Linked DNA regions of Homo sapiens: region 1 is linked to region 2. A link is an interaction called in ENCODE POLR2A ChIA-PET data of the cell type or tissue named here. Cell type or tissue: Panc1. All regions are shown on one strand.

Region 1 (4,000 bases), 99 kb before region 2:
ATGCATTTAATTCTGCTTTAAGACATCTCTGATTAAGTTCAGTGTTTACAGAACAAACCTTATTCATTGTAAAATAATTGCAAATTAAAATCAAAATAAGATACAAGTTCCCTCTTTTTATGTGTCAGATTGGTAAAGTTCAGAAAGTTTAACATTGTTTGGTAAGGGTGTGGGGAAACAGACATTCATCCATTCATTAATGGTGGAAATGCAATTATATCCTCTGGAAAATAGTTTGGCAATACCTGTCAAATTTATAAATATACCCTTTGACCCAGCAACTCCATTTCTAGGAAGGTATACTATAATCATATGTATAAAAGATACAAGGATATTCATTACAGCATTATTTGGAAACAAACTGAACACTAACAATAGATTATGATAAATTATGGTATATCCCTCAATAGAATATCATGCAGTTATTTTAAAATTTAAAATGAGGTACAGAATAGTGTACACAATACACTATCACTTGGGTAGCAACATAAATATATACACATATGTACTTGTGCTTGTACATCATAGACTGTCTCTGGGAATGGGAATCCAGAACTCCAGGACAGGAGGGCAAGAGATTTTTCACCTCACACCCTTAGATCAGGGGTCTTAACCTTTCATTTGTGCCTTGCAGCCTTTGGCAGTTTGCCCAGCCTATGGATCCCTTTTCAAAATGTTTATTTTAGGCTGGATGCGGTGGCTCACACCTGTAATCCCAGCACTTTGGGAGGCTGAGTAGGGCAAATCAGTTGAGGCCAGGAATTCAAGACCAGCCTGGGCAACATAGTGAGACCCTGTCTACAAAAAATTTTAAAAATTAGCTGGGCATTGTGGTGTGTGCCTGTAGTGTCTGCTCTTCAGGAGGGAGGCTGAGGCAGGAGGGTTGCTTGAGCCCTAGAGTTAAGGCTGCAGTGAGCCGTGATCTCACCACTGCACTCCAGCCTGGGTGACAAGAGCGAGACCCTGTCTCAAAAAAGAAAAAATGTTGACTTTAAGTGCTTAAAGTAAAATACATAGGATTACAAAAGACAGCAACTATGTTGAAATACAGTAGTCCAAAGTTTTTAAATTGTGGCTGGGCACAGTGGCTCACGCCTGTAATCCATCCCAGTTCTTTGGGGGGCCGAGACAGGTGGATTGCCTGAGCTCAGGAGTTCGAGACCAGCCTGAGGAACATGGTGAAACCCTGTCTCTACCAAAAATACAAAAAATTAGCCAGGCGTGATGGTGGCGCACACCTGTAGTCCCAGCTACTCCTGGCAGGGGCAGGTAGGGCTGAGGTGGGAGGATTGCTTGAGCCCAGGAGGCGGAGGTTGCAGTGAATCAAGATTGTGCCACTGCACTCCCACCTGGGTGACAGAGTAAGACCTCGTCTCAGAAAAAAAAGTTTGTAATATGTGTGTGTGCCTCTTTATTAAATACCTGGTAGTAGGTCTAAAAAGCACTGTGACTTTGCAGTAATGAATATCAATGGCATTTTGAGATATCTGCAATAACCCCAAAGTCTATGTGATTTCTACTGGTGACATAACATGTACTGCTAATATTTCTGCAGTTTATGCGTACATTTGTTAACAGTGGAGGATGTCCAGGTTCTTGGCATCTTGAACAAAGAACGAAACGCACAAACAAAGCAAGGAAGGGACAAAGGGATTTATTGAAAACGAAACTACACTCCACAGCATAGGAGCTCAAAACACCCTGTTAGAGAATTTTTGGGAGTTTAAATATCCCCTAGAGGATTCCATTGGTTACTTGGGGTATACCCTGTGTAAATGGAAAGGATGACGTGAAGTTACAAGTCATTTACTTGGCCTACGCCCTGTGGAGAGGATATTTCCTGTCATAGCTTTAGTGTGAATCAGCCTTATGTTCCCTGCCTCCAGACCCTATTTTCCTGCTTCACATTCATGATGAAAGGAAATGCTATATTTCAGCTACCAGACAGAGAAAAGATAAAACTTTTTTTCCTATCCAAATTCAGACACCTGACTTCTTCTACCCATGAACCCCAGGTTAAAAATCCCTGCCATGGATACTGTTTGAATATGAGCATGTATTTTTTTCCCCAAACAACAGAATTTGTCATAGTACACACACACTTGAACAGAAAGAGCATTGCTATTTTCAGTGAGAAATATTCCTAGGACTTAGACGCTTCACTGTTCAGATCAAATGGATATAGGCCGCTAAAGCTTCCTTGAAGGCAAATACATTGTGTGGATTTTTTGTTTTCTACATCAGGGAAGAAAGAAGTTTATTAGCTGAATTTTCACAAACATTTTTGTGTGTGGTAGAAGGGACAGAAAAACAAAGATGTGTAGGGCGCAGCTACTCCCTTCACATCATGGTGGGAAGCACAGGGAAATGGTAAGCTGAACTCAGATGCAGACTGTGAATTGCTTCACAGTTAGTTACACCAGTATTTCAAAAATAATGATATATATTCAATCGTATTACCCTAAAATAGTAATAATTGCTTTTAGTAAGAGCAAAATTTTGTTCCATCAATAACCTGAAATTCAGCTTCTTTTGAACTTCTGTAATCTCTTGTAATATACATGAGATTATTAATGTGTATATACATATAATTTACAAGTAACTTTTATATGTATGGGATATAATAAAAATAAATATTTGGTCTTTGTCCCTGGTTCCTGGCATATAGTTCCTGAAAGCCTTGAAATCTCAACTGGTGTCTTTTGTATGCTAATGACATAGCTTGTGGCTGGAGGCCCCTAGTAGCTTCAGGATGGGGGCTGGTCACCAGAAACAGCAAGGCATGATTAGAGGGAACGTTCAGCCCTAACTGCAACCTCTGCAGAGGGGAGAGGGGCTGAAGATGAGTTAATCACCCATGGCCAATTATTTTATCAATCATGCCTCCCTAAGGAAACCTCAAAAACCTTAACAATGGAGTTTGGAGAGCCCTGGATTAACATCAAAATGTTGGGAGGGTGGTGTGCCTGGAGGGCATGGACGCTTAATGCACCACCCCCATACCTTGCCCTACACATCTCTTCCATTTGGGTGTTCCTGAGTTGTAGTCTTTATAATAAGCTGGTAATAGTAAGTAAACGTTTCCTGAGTTTTATAAGCTATTCTAGCAAACTATTAAACCAGGGGGTGGGATGGGACGGTCATGGGAACCCCTAATTTGTAGCCAAGTCAGACAGAAGTGTGGTTAACATGGGGACCGAACACTTGCCACTGACGTCTGAAGTGAGGGCAGTCTGGTGGGACTGAGCCCTTAAACTTGTGGAGTCTGATGCTAACCCTGGGTAGTGTCGAAACAGAATCGTAGGACACCAGTTCAATTTTGAATTGGAGAACTGGAGAACTGCTTGATGTGGAAAACCCCCACATTTGGTGTCAGAAGTGTTTTGAGTAAAAACAGCTCAGTGTATTATAGTGTATTCATTTACACAAGGTTAAAAATCGGTTTCACCCCAACCATGTCACCACAGGGAAGTCACGGCCTCACTGATCACTGAGCCTGTTTCCTCACATGAAAAATGGAAATGCTATTCTCCCTTCACCTCAAAAGATTATGGTAAGGCTGAAATGAGAAACCTGTGTGGAGTGCCCAACACATAGTACGTCATCAAGGATAGTCCACTTCTCTGGTGACAGAGTGCAGCGTGCTATACTGCAGTTTATCTTTCTGCAAGGGAACCAAACTCCTTTTCAGTCTACAATCCAAAGATAGACTGTGATAATATGTGTCAGAATAGACGAGATACCTGGTTTGGTGAAAGGGAGAACACAGTTAATGGTGCATTAAGAATGGCTAAATGGTCAGCAGTGACTCCAGGGCAAGCTACCAGTGATAAAGAATCCTAGCACCAGGTACCTAGCTCAGCTTTCTGCTGTTCCAGTTTAGTACTCTATCCAAAATGCTGGGGACCAGAAGTGTTCTTGATTGTGGAGAATTTCCATACACATAATGAGATATTTTGGAGATGGGATCCAAGTCTAAACATGAAATCCATTTATGTTT
Region 2 (4,000 bases):
TCTATCCTATTTGTTCTGTTTCTCTGTAGACTCTGGTTAATATACTAGAGATGCTCAGGCCATTCCCCACCATCATCTGCCTCCCAGCCACACTCCTGTCACTCCCATGATTCCAAAGCAGCCCATCCCCCTCCTGAAGGCACTGGCCCCTGGCTCAAGCTTCTCTCCACCCCAAGGGCTACTGCCATCCTGGGGGTCCCAGAGCTTATACTCATAGAGATTAGGGGTGGCAAGCTGGGGATCAGGCGCTGAATGCAGCCTCCTGACCTGTTTAGTTTGGCCAGAAGTGCGTTTTTTGAAGGCCCCAGCAGGGGAGGGACCCTGGGATCCTCTAGCCTTTCAGAGTTCGGCTCCATCCACATCCTGTCATTCTGCTTTAGCTGCCATGCCTGTGTCCACACTGCCCTTGTGTTGCTAGGAGCTGTGCAGATTCTGAGACCCTCCTTCACCTCCCTTCCTAGCTCCCCCAATCTTGCCCATGTGCAATAGATAGATAGGGCCGAAGAAGGATCCTATGACCTGGGAAGTCAGGTCCCTCCTTCCTCTCCCTTCCTAGCTCCCCCAATCCAGTTCCTGTGTTCTCCTCAGAGACCCAAGGCCCTCAAGCCTGCTCTGCTCTCCCCACCTTCTTCCAGCCTTCGTTTCTTCCTTTTCCGTTTTCCTACCCTTGCCTCATCAGCCCCCTCAAAACCCCATGTCTCCCTGTTCCCAGCCTTAGATGAATCTAACCATCTACCTTTATTGAAATCATCTTAAAAACAAGATGTTAAAAGTTGGTTAATTATTTGCTTTCCTACAAACCTCCAGAGATTCTTCCAGAGCCACAGGACTGGTGGCACTAAGGCGAAGGCTTGTTTCCAGAAGGCCCTATGGACTCTGCCTTTTGTGAACTTCTCCAACCTCATCTCCTCCCGTCCCCTCTGCCAGCCCTGTGACATAGCCTGCATGCTGAACTCCTGGTTTTCAGCCACTGTCACCCCTCTCATGCACCTGTGCCTGTTTAACAGCTGTTCCCCTCACTCATTCTTCCCTTGGCTGATTCAAGTCTTATTTCGAAAGCCAAAACTTTCTTCTGGTGGATCTACCTTTATGTAAGGACAGAGAGCAAGGCCAGCAAGGATGCACCACAAACAGATAAACAGTTGCTACCTCCGTGGAGAACCAGAGGCAATCAGGATTGAGGGGGAGATTTGGTCAAAGGGTACTTTAGCCTTATCTGCAAAGCTTCTACTTTTTACAAGGAGATTGGATAATGGATTTATTGCTTGTGAAATATGAAAACAAATAAAGCAGTTCAATACAAGGAGCCTTCCCCAGACTTCCCAGGCAGATGGAGCTGTTTCCTTTTCTGGGATTGAATAGCACCTTCCCCCTCTGTTCTAGGAAATGCTGTTTTATTATAATTTGTTTGTGCCTGTCTTTCTCCTTCTGAGATGAGGAACTCCCTCAAAGGTAAACTTCATCTAATTCATGCTCCCAGTGTCTAGCAAAGTGCCTGGCCCAGAGCAGGTGCTCAGGGAGTGCTGAATCCAATCAACGCCCCTGCTAGCACACTCTTTTGAAAGTGCTTGCTAGGGGGCAGGCCTGATGCTAGTCCTGAGAGGCTGATTAGAGTCGTTTTCAGCATTCAAGGAAGAAGGCTGTCTGGGAGTCCGAAACATGGACAGAGTGTCCAGGACATTGGGTTGTATCAACATGAGGACAAGGCTTTATCAGTGTATCACAAGGCCAGGATCCAGTGCAGTGCCACTGCCTTGCCACTTGGCATGCTTCTGAAGCCACTGCTTCCTCAGCAGTTAATTGAAAGGCAAGGGATAGATCGCCAAATGTTGAACTTGTCAAGCCTAGTTCTGATCTGTATCTCTAAGATGGAGAGGCCAGCTCAAACAGGGTGGGTCAGGAAGGTAGGAGTTAGGGACACTCAAGACCAGCTCAGAGTGTCCCAGGCTGGGAGGACTGAGCAGCTATGTGAGGAACCTGGAGAAGGCACCTCAAACCCCAGTTTAATGATGGGAGTCTCTTGCTTTTGCAATTTTCCAGAGAAATCTGAGCTCCCAGGTCACAGGATCCTTCTTCAGCCCTATCTATCTATTGCACATGGGCAAGAGGGCAAAGGAAAGGCCTTAATGGGTCAGTTGGATTGGGGCTAGAGAGTGGGTGGGGGTGGCTTTTACAGTTGGTGAAGTGTGTGCCACGTGGCCAGGAATGTGCCTTTAGACTTGGATGTGCATGTAGCAAGGAGGCTGCACAAAGGTCTGATCAGTCTCTCTTCCAAGAAAGCCCCCAACCAGCCCCTGTATGCCATGGTGTTCCTGGAGTCTTAGGGCAATGAGACCAGGTACTCCTGAGGAGATAGCCACAGTGGTGCTGGCAGCAGGAATTCAGTGAACAGCCCCCTTCACCCTCCCTTCTCCTTCCATCCCATCCAGCTCCTTCCCAGCTAGCCACTCACAACCCCGCCATGGGCCTCAGAATTGCTAAAGGGACATCAGACCATACTACACATCATTAGATCTCAATGAAGAACACCTCTAGTTGGCCCGTCTCTTTGTAAGTAACTTTATTTTTATTTACAACAGAATTGGTGGCTTTATTCCTCCATCTTTAGGGACACTTGGCATTAGCAGCTAGATGGAAAGTCCGCAGTGAAGTCAAACTCATTCTGCCCCAGCCACAGCTCCGGAAGCTCATTGGCTCGGTCCAACCCCAGTTCCACCACCAGCGACATCAGCACTTCCTCATCCACTGGGTCCGAATCGATGATAGCAGGGCTCTGGGCACCAGCAGAAGGAGAGAGTGATTCTGCCCCTCCCGCCTGGGCCCCAAAGTCCCAGTTTTGCAGGGGTCCTGCCTCCCCGGGTTGGCCTGGAGTGGCAGCAGCCATCCCCTGATACTGGCTATTAAGTTTCTGCAGGTGCATACTAGCCAGCAAGTGAGGGGCGGGGTGCAGGTTGAAGGATGGGGGTTTAGTGGGAGGGGTGGTTGTAGGAGAGCCTATTGGAGATCCCGAGGAACTAGTGGGAGCCCCACTGGCCTTGGTTCCATTTGAGGCTACCCCAGGGTAGTGCAGAATGGCCACTGCTTTGCGATCTTTCACCGCAAGGTTGGAGTAGGCCACGGAGCTCATCTCTTGGTTGGCATCCTAGAAGACAGAGAAAAGCACACCATAGTAACCCTGCTCCTGGCTTGTCCTTCACCATTCAGCAGATTTAGAAGGTTCCTACCTGCACTTCATTTGGGACTAGAGGTGGAGAGGTAGCAAGACGACCCCCTTGAAAATTAGGCTCCCACCTCAAGCATCCTTTTGCTGCCATGGCTCTGAGCACTGAGGCCAGAGCCCAGTTACAGTGCTGGAGCACCTGCCATCCTAAGTGGGTTCACTGCTTTCAGCTCCTTCCCCATAGCCTCCACCTCACCATCCTAAAAAGGGCACCTCCTGTCCCTCTTCTCAGCCTCACTTTAGTCTCTTCAACAGAGTGGTTTTGCTCCTACTCAATTTCTCTGCTCCCTTCCCTGCCATCTTTCAACACCCCTAGTGGGTTCAATCTGACCACAATTTAGGCAGAAGCTGTTCTCATTCTCCCCAGAGATAGTCCTGTTGTCTCCTCTCTGCTCAAGGACACTGGGTAATGCACCTAGGAGGGCCTGGCCCATGACCCCGGAAAATTTGTCTTTCCCTGCCTCATCTGTAAAATGGCAAAAATTACCTCCTTCGCAGGTGAGGTGCCACCCTTGACATCAAGTGCAGGCCTCGACGTTGTTGGCATTTCAGAGCCTTGGCAGAAGTTGGATAAATTGGCGGGAAGTGATGCTGCCAGCTGGAGCTGTTGTGCTGCAAGTGAGGAAGAAGCAGTGGTAAGGGCAAAAGGCTTCACTGACCAACAAAGCACTAGCAAAGCCCAAAGCAGGGCAATGCCACGCAGCTATGAGGCAAGGATGGTGACTGAGTTAGAATCAAGACCAGAGATCACCCGAGCACAGGGAGGAGATCAAGCTGGAA

What was found. ChIA-PET counts read pairs that join two places held together with the same protein. Peaks named below come from ENCODE experiments on the same cell type or tissue, not always from the same donor. Only the 100,000 strongest peaks of a DNase experiment are listed, where the experiment ranks them.
Region 1: POLR2A ChIA-PET joins it to region 2 with 7 read pairs; 2 of 35 experiments call an interaction of 5 or more read pairs at or near these places.

The regions. Positions count from the first base shown.
Region 1 is chrX:72,200,233-72,204,232 of GRCh38, forward strand. It overlaps a transcript of PIN4 not described here. Among named protein-coding and RNA genes, the nearest start is that of PIN4, 20 kb to the left of the region's middle. In Panc1, no CTCF peak of the experiment used is centred here; a DNase peak (open chromatin) is centred at 1,839.
Region 2 is chrX:72,299,103-72,303,102 of GRCh38, forward strand. CITED1 (Cbp/p300 interacting transactivator with Glu/Asp rich carboxy-terminal domain 1) reads right to left here. Exons shown (of 3, transcript NM_001144887.2): 2 at 3,708-3,832; 3 at 2,544-3,142. The coding sequence starts at 3,767. The coding sequence ends at 2,621. Among named protein-coding and RNA genes, the nearest start is that of CITED1, 4.8 kb to the right of the region's middle. In Panc1, no CTCF peak of the experiment used is centred here; no DNase peak of the experiment used is centred here.